Regions from separate parts of the Mus musculus genome. Here region 2 is linked to region 1. Evidence: chromatin loops called from intact Hi-C (ENCODE). Cell type or tissue: left cerebral cortex. All regions are shown on one strand. Each heading gives the region's core, and the rest is flanking DNA. Links, peaks and the distances in the headings are about the cores only.

Region 1 (5,357 bases), core at 101-5,100:
GTATGTGTACATACAGCAGTCTCACAGATACGACCAAGAGTGCAAAGAAGCAAAGCATTTCATGGTATGGAAATAGCCACATAAGGCCTTCCCATTTAAGGCCAAGGAAACCCAAATCCCAAAACAATTTCACCAACCCAACAAATTTCTCAATTCAAGAAAGTTACTACATGCCAAATGTACTTGATGCTGTAAAGTGACCAAAATGAATGTAAGTCTCAACATTCTAATTTGTTGAGGGAGCACATTTATAGCTGGGAGCCTAATAAAACAAGAAAGCAAATTCTTAACTCAGTTTCAACAGTCTATAAGCACCAAAAATGAAGAAAGTGACTTAGTCAGAGTAACTACAATGAACACCTACTATGTGCAAGATATGCTAGGCAATAAGTATATGATACACTCCAGTTTATAGTAATAAAGATAGGTAGACAGATCAAGTACTTAACTACATGCTGAAATGGATATGCTTTATTTAACACTGCAATCCCCCCTTCTCTGCTTTTCCCTATAGCACTTCTTACCAGTTGGTATACCAGTTATTGACTGGCTGGCCGGCTGTCTGCCCTTTTCTCCAAACTATACTATAAACTCCCCATCGAGAAGAGAACTTGTCCGTTTTGTTCACGAGTGTGATCCAGTTATTAGAACGGGTTAGTAGGTTCTTGTGGGGGGGGGGGGGAGAAATCCATGTAGAATACAAAAACCTGTATGAATTCTCTAGCTGTCAGGAACGCCCACCATAGGTGCTCCCTGGACTGCACCAACATGGCAAAGGATTATGGGAATTGATCCTGGTCAGAGCTGTTATATTTTCAGAGCTACATATATACTGCTGAAAACTAGTCACACTTATGGGCTCTACCTCAGCATAGCTCGGTCCTTAAATTCACTGGGGCTGGCTTTTTAATGTCCAAGTCTGGACACCATCTTTTCAGATAGTTATTAACAGCCCAAGACAGTAACACTTGGAAAATAGTGAGTAAAATATGATTTGGGGGCGGGGAAGGGAGGAAGGGGAGGAACATCAGCAAGGAAGCTAGTAAATAAGTTTGATCCTGGATTCAAAAACCTAGGTAAAAGCTGCCCTAGAAGAAAATTTAGGGAAAGACCATGATCCTCTTTGACAAGGGAATCTTCATCTCTTGGGCCTTAAGCAGTAGGAGTCTAGCTAACCAGAAAGAGTATGTCTGTATAGTGAGAAACTCTGTCTTTTTCATAGCTGTAGATCCAACGCACTGCCAACAGAGAACTTTGAGAAAAATAAGTAAACACTGGAAAGATGGCTGTGTCACACAGCGCCCAGCATGCTGAGCTTTTAAAGGTACCTGCAGCGTTACCTAAGTGGCCACATGAACGGTACATGCAGAAGCCAGCTTCAGCAGCTCTCTGCCATGTTACAGTCCTGGAGCTCAAAGTCACAGTGTTTTCTTAATCTAAAATGTACATGAAACCATTCTACACCACAACTTACCATAAACCCACTTACACCAGCACACTGCTGATTAGATTATGACTCCAAAGGAGTAAACCACAACCCTAAACCACAACTGTTTTCTTTTTTAAGATTTTAGGGTTTAAATTAGTTTACTTTTGAACTAGGCAAAGGCACTGTTAGACTGTACATAGAGAAAGTTAAACTGGAAAGAATCAAAATACACTTGTTTGCTTGCCTGCTTGCTTGTTTCATTTGAGACAAGGTCTCTCTACATTGCCCTGGCTGTGCTGGAACTCACTACATAGACCAGACTGGTCTCAAACTCATAGAGATCCACCTACCTCTGTCTCCAAGTGCTGAGATTAAAGATGTGAACCACCACACCCAGCTTTGAAACATGCTCAATTATAAATTACTTTTTGAAATGATTTTGGAAAAATCAAAGACCAAAAAAGCTAAAATGTAATTGTATCTTAGAGGCTGAAACATCAAAACAATATATGAACTTTGCATGAGTAACAAACTAGTAAGTGGCAGTGTGAGCCTCATGTCCCTCAGTACCCGGCTATATGTGGAGCACAGAGCTCCCCTCACCTGTCTGAGGGCCAAATGGGGCTTGTGGTGGCCCAACCTGTTGTGATTGCTGTAGAGAACTGAGCATAACACATCTACTTCCGCATCCAAGGTCTGGCTCTTGAGTGACTGTGTGACAAGGTGGCACCCTTTAGTGACAGCTGCAGTGCAGATATCTAAAGCAGAGACAGTTAAAACGAGACTCAGTATGCAATCCTATACTTACTGCACCCACCGGATGAGAAACACACTAAAACAGTCTACCTCATTTGCTTTAAAGAACTCAAAACACAAACTGGCCTCAACTATAAAAATTAAGGATTCTACGAAAGACACTGGAAAAATGAGGGCAGGTGATCAATAAGGGAACATGTGTTAAATATTAACATGTGTCTGTCTTTACATCACTTTTTACCGTGACTGTGAGTAATAGACTGCTTTTACAGCTATCATTTGGTGTGCACTTACACCCCGAATATCAAAAAGCCTGGCCATGTTCCATCTATCTATAAACCCCTCACTTTGCTCTGCAGGTGAGCAAGACAGCATGCATACAATTACAGCCTTCAAAGGCAAAGGAACTGTATTTGGATACAACTTTTTTCTCTTTTTTAAGATTTACTTATTTTATGAGGACACTGTAGCTGTCCTCAGACACACCAGAAGAGGGCATCCAGCACCATTTCAGATGGTTGTGAGCCACCATGTGGTTGCTGGGAACTGAACTCGGGACCTCTGAAAGAGCAGTCTGCTCTTAACTACTGAGCCATCTCTCCTGCCCCATGAATACCACATTTTGATAAGAATATACAATACATTCAGCCCTCTACCTGTGAGCACCATCTGTGTATTCAAGCAACCTCACACTGAATATAGCCCCCCAAAATTCCATCTGTAATGTCATATTGTATAGGATTTCATAAGCAAAGTAGATAGTGTTAATGTATACAGAAAGATAGGTCCTACTGCAAATACTATCTACCATGTTATATAGACTCGAGCATGTACACATTTCTTTATAAGGAAGGATTCCTAGAGCCAATCCTCTGTGGATATCAATGGGAAACTACATCCAGAAAAGAGAAACCACCAGGGCCACTGGAAATTGTATTATGTAACTGAATGGTTATACAAATGTTTCCTAATCGGAACATGAGCAGCTGGGAAGCAGGCGTCAGGCTCCATCTGGTGGCTCAGAAAGGAAACACAAGCATTCTAAGTGAAAAGCTCTGTCCTATCTGGAGAAATTAAATCAGCTACCTGGGTGATGAGGAGTTGGTGAATTTCCCATAGTAATCTGTTTTTAAAATTGTGACTAAGGAATTAGAAAGAACTTAAAACTGCGTAGGAAAGATAGATGGGAAGAGGGGTGAGAATACTCGATAGGTTGTACTTAGTTAACAATTACCAAATGTGTCTGTAATGACAGCTACGGTCATTTGACTGTCAAACCAGGCACTGTTACAAATGCTTCGTGGTATCAACCTTTTCATTTCCCCAATATGGCCAAGAAGCTGGTACTATTTTTTATCCCCATTTTTGACTGGGGTAAAACCTGTCTTAGAAATAACAAAAAGTAACTGACAGTCATAGGACCAAAAGCAGCTTCAAAAACAAAAAGTTGGATGTAACCGTGAAAACTACAGTATTTCGTAGCTGTGTCTCCCGGTAGCTGAATGTCCCTTCGTGATTAAACATCCTTCAAGCTTAGGTAGGCTGCTCTCGCTCTGGCGCACACCTTTAATCCCAGCACTGGGGAGGCAGAGGCAGGGGGACTTCTAAGTTCAAGGCCAGCCTGGTCTACAGAGTGAGTTCCAGGAAAGCCAGGGCTACACAGAAAACTCAGTCTCAAAAAACAAAAACAACAACAAAAAACTAAGGCAACCCAGGTATTAACTCACAATTCGAAAGACCCCCACCTCATTATAATATTTAGGTTTGAATATTTTATTACGTTTTGGGGGGGTCGGGGTTGTAGCACAGCATTAAATCCAGGGGGAGATGTAGAACATATTACTTGCAGAAGTTGGTTCTCGCTTTTTACCACGTGAATCCTGAGAATCCTCATTTCGGCTTGGCCATACGCATGGGCCCATCTTTTCGTCCCACCCACCCAATAGGCTTTTCTAAAGGATCATGGGAAGAACGTTCCAAACGAGAGCCGGCCCGTGATTTGGGAGCGGGTAAATCAAATCGCCCGATCCCTCTTATATGGTTAACACCTCCACAGCATATATACTAACAAACTAAATTAAAACTCACAACACAGACCCCACCCCCACACACATCTCTTTGCGAGTCCCTGTTTTCTAAACAAACTGCTCTAACTATCTCATTTTTCCCCACTTGAGAAGAACCGAGAGACCAGAGTAACTCCCTCGCCCAGTAAGGGGAAAACGAGCTCTTGTATTTTAGAGACAAGCCGGAGGTCCGAAGCCCCGGCGTACGGTACTTGGGTGACAGCCCCGATCCTTGGGGACAGCACAGGACCCAGGCAGCGTTTGGGGGCTACACATGCAGGGCCGGGACTAGTCGTGCTCTCCTGTTCCAGCACAGTCACGGCGAAGCCCAGGCGCTTGCCAGCAATCCTCATGCCACACTATCCAGGCCGGACCTTCCGCCTGGCGCTCCCCTTCCCGGCGTGCCCCGCGCTCAGGAAGTCCCACCCCGTCCCACGTGAGCCCGCCCGCCGGTTCCCGGAGACACGCTAGGACTTCCTTGCCGGCCACACTCACCCAGGGTGGCGCTGGGGTCCCGCACGGTCAGCGTGCTGCAGTTCCCCGCCTGGGGGATCCTCACGCGGTTCCACGGCTCCGCACCCGGCCGCACCGCAGCGGCCATCTCGAGCGGCGTGGGAGGGCCGGGGAAGGCCGAGCGGAGCGTGAGCGAGTTGAGCGGCCTGGGCAGGAGAGGGAGGGAGGGAGGGGACGAGGGCGGAGCGGGGCGGGCCGGAGGTGTGGGGCCCGCCCCGGGGCGGAGTCACGGCCCGTTAGACCCGCTGGGAAAGGAGAAACGTGTTAGAGTATTCTGAGGCTCCTACATTTTTAGAGCAACTTCGAAGCTATGCATTTTACTGATGGATCCGAGTGAGGCCCAGCCTTTTAACTCTTACTCGGATATTTTGAAAAGAAGAACTCGCATCATATCAGCAAATGTGACATTCGTCACGTAGTCACGATTTATTTGGAGTAGTCAAGGAAAACTATATAGCTTGGATATAGCTCAACTTCAATAATTACAAAAAACCCAGAGGTTGTCTTGACCACCCATTATCACCGTCATTTTCTCCGACAAAATATTCCAGGCTCTGCTGGTTCTGATCACTGATTACTGGTGATTGTTCGTT
Region 2 (5,357 bases), core at 172-5,171, 400 kb before region 1:
AAATGAGGAACTGTGGCTTTCTGGGGGGTCTACTCTGGTGCTCAGCCAGGTATTTCCCACACTGGCATTTATTTCAAAATGAGGGTCTGTGGACGAAGGATGGCTCTGCCTTCTGCGAGCTCCAGTCTGTTAAGTCATTTTCATTTAACTTCTTTGAGCCTTTTATTGCATTTCCTTATCTTGTGAACAGAAATCAAGATGTTAAGACCTCATAAAACAATCATGAGATTAAATGATAGAGCATAAGATGCTTTGAAAACCTTAAAACTCATTATCGAACAAAAGCATGATTTTGATTATGAACGTGGATGGCTTTACTGTTGGTTTGAATGATGTCATATCAAGATCAAGATTAGTCCTTAGTCCAGCCCCTGCCCCATACACAACATGGGCACACAAGCTTGCTTCTGTTCACATACTAGTTCCTTAAGGCATACCCACTGAATGCATATAGCCAAAAATAAGGTTTTAAAATAAGTAACTATTACCATTAATTGGGAACAGTTCTAAAACTCCTCCAACTTCCTCTCCAACACCCAAAAGCTTCAGAATGGTTATATGTCGCAGACCTAACACAAAAGGAAAAAAATTACAAAATTAGAGGGAAAAAAAATCTGAAACTGTCTTTTCCGCCCATACACCTGACAACCGATGAATTTCATGTCACTTAAAGTCTGAAAGAAATATAGATCACAATAAACCAAGTAGAATAATCTGTCTTTGATATTTCTTTTTTTAATTAGGTATTTATTTCATTTACATTTCCAATGCTATCCCAAAAGTCCCCCACACCCTCCCCCATCCACTCCCCCATCCACCCACTCCCACTTCTTGGCCCTGGCATTCCCCTGGCATATTAAGTTTGCACAACCAATGGGCCTCTCTTTCCACTGATAGCCGACTAGGCCATCTTCTGATACATATGCAGCTAGAGACACGAGCTCCGAGGGGGGGGGCTACTGGTTAGTTTATATTGTTGTTCCACCTATAGGGTTGCAGATCCCTTTAGCTCCTTGGGTACTTTCTCTTGCTCCTCCATTGGGGGGGGGGGCCCTGTGATCCATCCAATAGCTGACTGTGAGCATCCACTTCTGTGTTTGCTAGGCCCCGCATAGTCTCACAAGACACAGCTATATCTGGGTCCTTTCAGCAAAATCTTGCTAGTGTATGCAATGGTGTCAGCATTTGGAGGCTGATTATGGGATGGATCCCCAGATATGGCAGTCTCTAGATGGTCCATCCTTTCGTCACTGCTCCAAACTTTGTCTCTGTACCTCCTTTCATGGGTGTTTTGTTCCCAAATCTAAGAAGGGGCAAAGTACCAGAGAAGTCACAGATTTTAGGACTTACAAGAATCAGGTGGTTTTGTGTGTGAGGCAGACGGACTGAAATAGATTTGCTCTTAAAATGATTCTTGCTGTAATATACCAAAATATGAAACTAGTGAAATTAAACATCTACCATGGCTTAAGCACAGTGTTGGATTTGGGGGGTGGAGGTGGAGGTGGGGGGAGATTAAACCTGAAAGTTTCATACCTTTTATGGATAACTCTTCCCCTCAGAGAGAAAACCCCCAGAAACCATCTAAGTGATGGGTACAGAGCCAGTCACAAGGGAGGTGCTGCCCTGGACTGACAGGTTCTGACTCATGCAGAGGATACAGAGGGGAACCCCAGGCAAGCGCAGCTAAGGTTTCAGCCAAGGAGGGAAGGTCATGCCTTGATAGCTTGTTGGAATTCTTTTGAAGATGAAAGGCATGTGAGGTGATTCAGAAAGAAAACAGCAAGATGAAGAGAGTCGGGGTGAGAGCTTCGAGCTAATGATAAGATCATTAGCCCAGGGAGAAAGTTAAAAGCTTCTATATGGGAGGGCTCCTTTAAGGAGGAGCTAAAATCAAGGCAGAATGACATTCCACACAGTTCTGTTTGGTTTTCTACCTTTATCTTTTCCCGGAAGGGTGAAGCATTCTATTCCAAATACTAGTGAGTCATATTTTCAGAAACTGAGGATCATGAACAAAATGACTCCGGGAAAGTGTGATTTGTTCATGTTTCCTTCGCATAGCAAAAGACTTTGCTTACACTCGCGTGGCACAGGCTTTCTGTACCAGTATTAAAAAACCAAACAACCCCTCCTGGCTCCTGAGAAGGTATCTACAGAAAGATAGCAAACCATGATAATTATTTGGTGTCGTTGTCTCTTTAACATGTGTCACACTCCACAGCCCAGGCTGGCCTGGGCCTCAAAAACCCCTAGTTGGAGTCTCTTGGTGCTGAGATGACACATATGTGCCACCAAAGTGGGATTTGTTTTGACTTACATTTCTACTGTGACTAAACCTTCAGTGCTCTAAGTATATCTTTCATAATCAGCACCATTGATGACTCTGAAGAGTTTTAAATACAATTCAGAATATTGACACAATCAAATATTGTATGTTGCTAGTTGTAAAGCATTAGCCATGATAAACGGAGTATACATGAAGGATCCCTGGATTGTCTTACTATTTAGAGCTTACTTGCTGCCTTCCTTTGCATTATTTCATATCTTACATTTGGAAAGTACTTGAGAAATAATTGAGATGTACTGGGCTGTATGATAGAATTGGGTCCCACCGATGCTTGACAAAACTCATGAACACCCTTCCTTCAAAACTCAAGTACAGACTTTCTTTTTTCTATTTTTTTTTAAATTTATTTTATTTATATGAGTACACTGTAGCTATCTTCAGATGAACCAGAAGAGGGCATCAGATCCCATTACAGATGGTTGTGAGCCACCATGTGGTTGCTAGCAATTGAACTCAGGCCCTCTGGAAGAGCAGTCAAGTGCTCTTAACCACTGAGCCATCTCTCCAGCTCCCAAGTGCAATTTTATAATTGTGCCATAATTATAGACAGACTCTTCCTACCCGAAGTATCAAAATAGTCTTGATTTGGAATGTTATAATGATGAATTTTTAAATCAGTGACAGGAAACCAGCCCTTCCATACATACATACCTCTAATGATTCAAACTGCTCGCCTCGGCAGCTGCACAGATCACACTGTCAGCTGAGATAGTAACACTACTGGCCTCACTGTCACCCCATGTCACACTGAACCTAGTAATAAGTTCTGTAGATTATGCAAGTATTTCTGTGGCCTGGTTAAAAATGATACTAGTGCTTTTAGTTAGCCGAGCAGAAAATGTTTAGCAAATAGGGTGACATGTTATTTTTCAAAATATTGAGGGATTTGCAACAAATAGACAAGAAACATTTTCTCCTTTCTGATTTGGCCTTAAAAGGTTCAGAACTAGACACAGTGACACACGCCAGAAATTCCAGCACACAGGAGGATAAGACAGGAGGATTTGAAGTGACCTAGTGATGTTCTGTTTCATAAAGAAAATAAGATTCTGTTTTATTAATTCCTAGAACAAGATCAATATATGGAGAATTACAATATATTAGTATCCAGTATCCAAGTATCAGATAAGTGATCCTGCTTGAATTTCATTAACTTAAGACATGTTTTTCAAAAATCAATTTCTTAAAAAAAGCAGTAAATACTTTCAAACACTTGGAAAGAATGCATAGTTGACTGAGACAGTACTTTGAAAGCAACTTCATATTCAATATAATAGAATATGTGTCCGGGAATGTGCATCTGAATTGGAGTATATTTGGATGTTCCATTTTAGAATCATCCAGGAAGAAAGCAGTATGGGAAAGCCAAAATAAGGTGCCTTCTACTCACCAAAATTGCATGCCTGACCGTTGAGGGCAGAGAGCTGTTGTGAATAGGCCCAGTCTTCATCATTAGGAGCAGAGATCACCAGCAACCTCCTCCTCCATCGGAACCTGGAAAAGATGCAGAGAGCCGCTATGACTGCTTCATACACTAGAGGCCAGTGTAAGAAAACGGAGCAACATCAACTGTTGGGTTTTCCATTCCCAGAATAAAAATCCCTGACCCATAGAACTCTTCCACAGTTTCTGAAAGCCGTTCAGCTGGGTTACCACATACTCTTACTTTTTCTGTTGTGCCTTCTGTCTGCCTGAATGATATGTTGAGTCATGGTCATCATGTCTGATGAGGACACTCAGAGTAAAGTGACACTCAGTTATAAGGTACAGTAGTCAAAACTGTAAAGGAAGCAATCATGCCAAGACGACAGAAGAATGATGAAGAGCCAAAGTCCCTGTAGAGCTCCCCCATGAGTTCAGCAGGGGCTGGGAAATGAGACTATAAACAAGAAAGGGCTAGAAATGGGCTGCCAAATTTTAAGCACATGACTGAAGCAACAAGAAGGAAAGTAAGAAAGTCACTAAAAAGCTTAAAGAGGATCCTAGAAAAAGAAATCTCCTTTTTTTCATTAGATGGGGGTTGTCATTCTAGAGGCAAATGCATGTTCTGATCTCTATCTTATTATCATTAATAAGTGGCAATGCAAACTGCCCCTATGAAGTCTGGGATTTTGATAAAGCCAGCTTCTATTGTTAGTATAGCTGTCGTAGTGGACTAATAGACCTTTTATCTTATACATGGAAACTTGAACTCAAGTTTGTCATTACTACTTTTTGGATGTCTTTGTGCATGTCACTCAGTTCAACTAAGTCTCAAATTTTTATTATTTCTGGAGTAAAAAGTATGTTAGCTTCTACTTCAAAGAGGTATAAAAAAATTAAACTCCCAAACCCAACAATGTATTATCCACATGATGGCATGGAATGAGGAAATCATGTCTTCATTTACAGCTGTTCCCTTGGTCATCATCCATCACGATAAGACATGACAACCTATTTGAGTGTGTCAGTATGTTGTTTTAAAGCTCATTTTCACTGCATAGTAAGTGTGCTTCACTAAGGCTCAAGAAAGCAAGCTGGTTTTCCCACACTTTATGAATGATAAGACATAAAGAAGTAATTTGCACAACTAGTAAATCTAAGGTGGTAGTGGTACCAAAATCCAGACTTAAGGATGATGATGCTATATTTGTGCTCATAGGGTCCCTAGTACAGTATGAAATAAATACAGTGGGCTCCTAGTGGATGGAATTATCTCAAACTGGAGAAGGAATGTCACTTTCTGCCTTAGGTGCAGGCAACCAGAAGGTATTAACAATCACGGAGCCAGCCATTTTGATTATGTTTTCGCTCCCTCTGCCCCATCTAGCCTCAGAATGAGTGTGAGCATTTTTAACCCCAAAGAAAATGGCCTCTTGGAGGGAAGAGTGGTTTGGGGGGAAGTGAAGGAATATAATAGTCTAATGAAATACAAGCTCTGAATGGATGTCTGTCTGCTAAGGCTTGCCAAGGATTGCTTGCTGTGACATTACATTCACTTCCTCTGCTTGTTTTTTCTTCAAAGGGA

Evidence for each region. A loop is a pair of places that touch in the nucleus more often than their neighbours do. Peaks named below come from ENCODE experiments on the same cell type or tissue, not always from the same donor. Only the 100,000 strongest peaks of a DNase experiment are listed, where the experiment ranks them.
Region 2: it touches region 1 in a loop (12-fold over the local background); 1 of 42 quality-filtered maps calls a loop at or near these places.

What each region holds. Positions count from the first base shown.
Region 1 is chr16:44,723,858-44,729,214 of GRCm38, reverse strand. It overlaps Nepro (nucleolus and neural progenitor protein), which reads right to left and starts at 4,914. Exons shown (of 9, transcript NM_145972.4): 1 at 4,747-4,914; 2 at 2,033-2,187. The coding sequence starts at 4,852. In left cerebral cortex, for the core only: CTCF peaks have their summits at 2,994 and 3,195 (motif pointing left); DNase peaks (open chromatin) are centred at 3,180, 4,227, 4,677, 4,915 and 1 more place; H3K4me3 peaks cover 1,869 bases; H3K27ac peaks cover 2,411 bases.
Region 2 is chr16:45,121,334-45,126,690 of GRCm38, reverse strand. It overlaps Ccdc80 (coiled-coil domain containing 80), which reads right to left. Exons shown (of 8, transcript NM_026439.3): 6 at 3,741-3,844; 7 at 489-569. Among named protein-coding and RNA genes, the nearest start is that of Ccdc80, 30 kb to the right of the region's middle. In left cerebral cortex, for the core only: CTCF peaks have their summits at 2,752 (motif pointing right) and 3,878; a DNase peak (open chromatin) is centred at 3,914.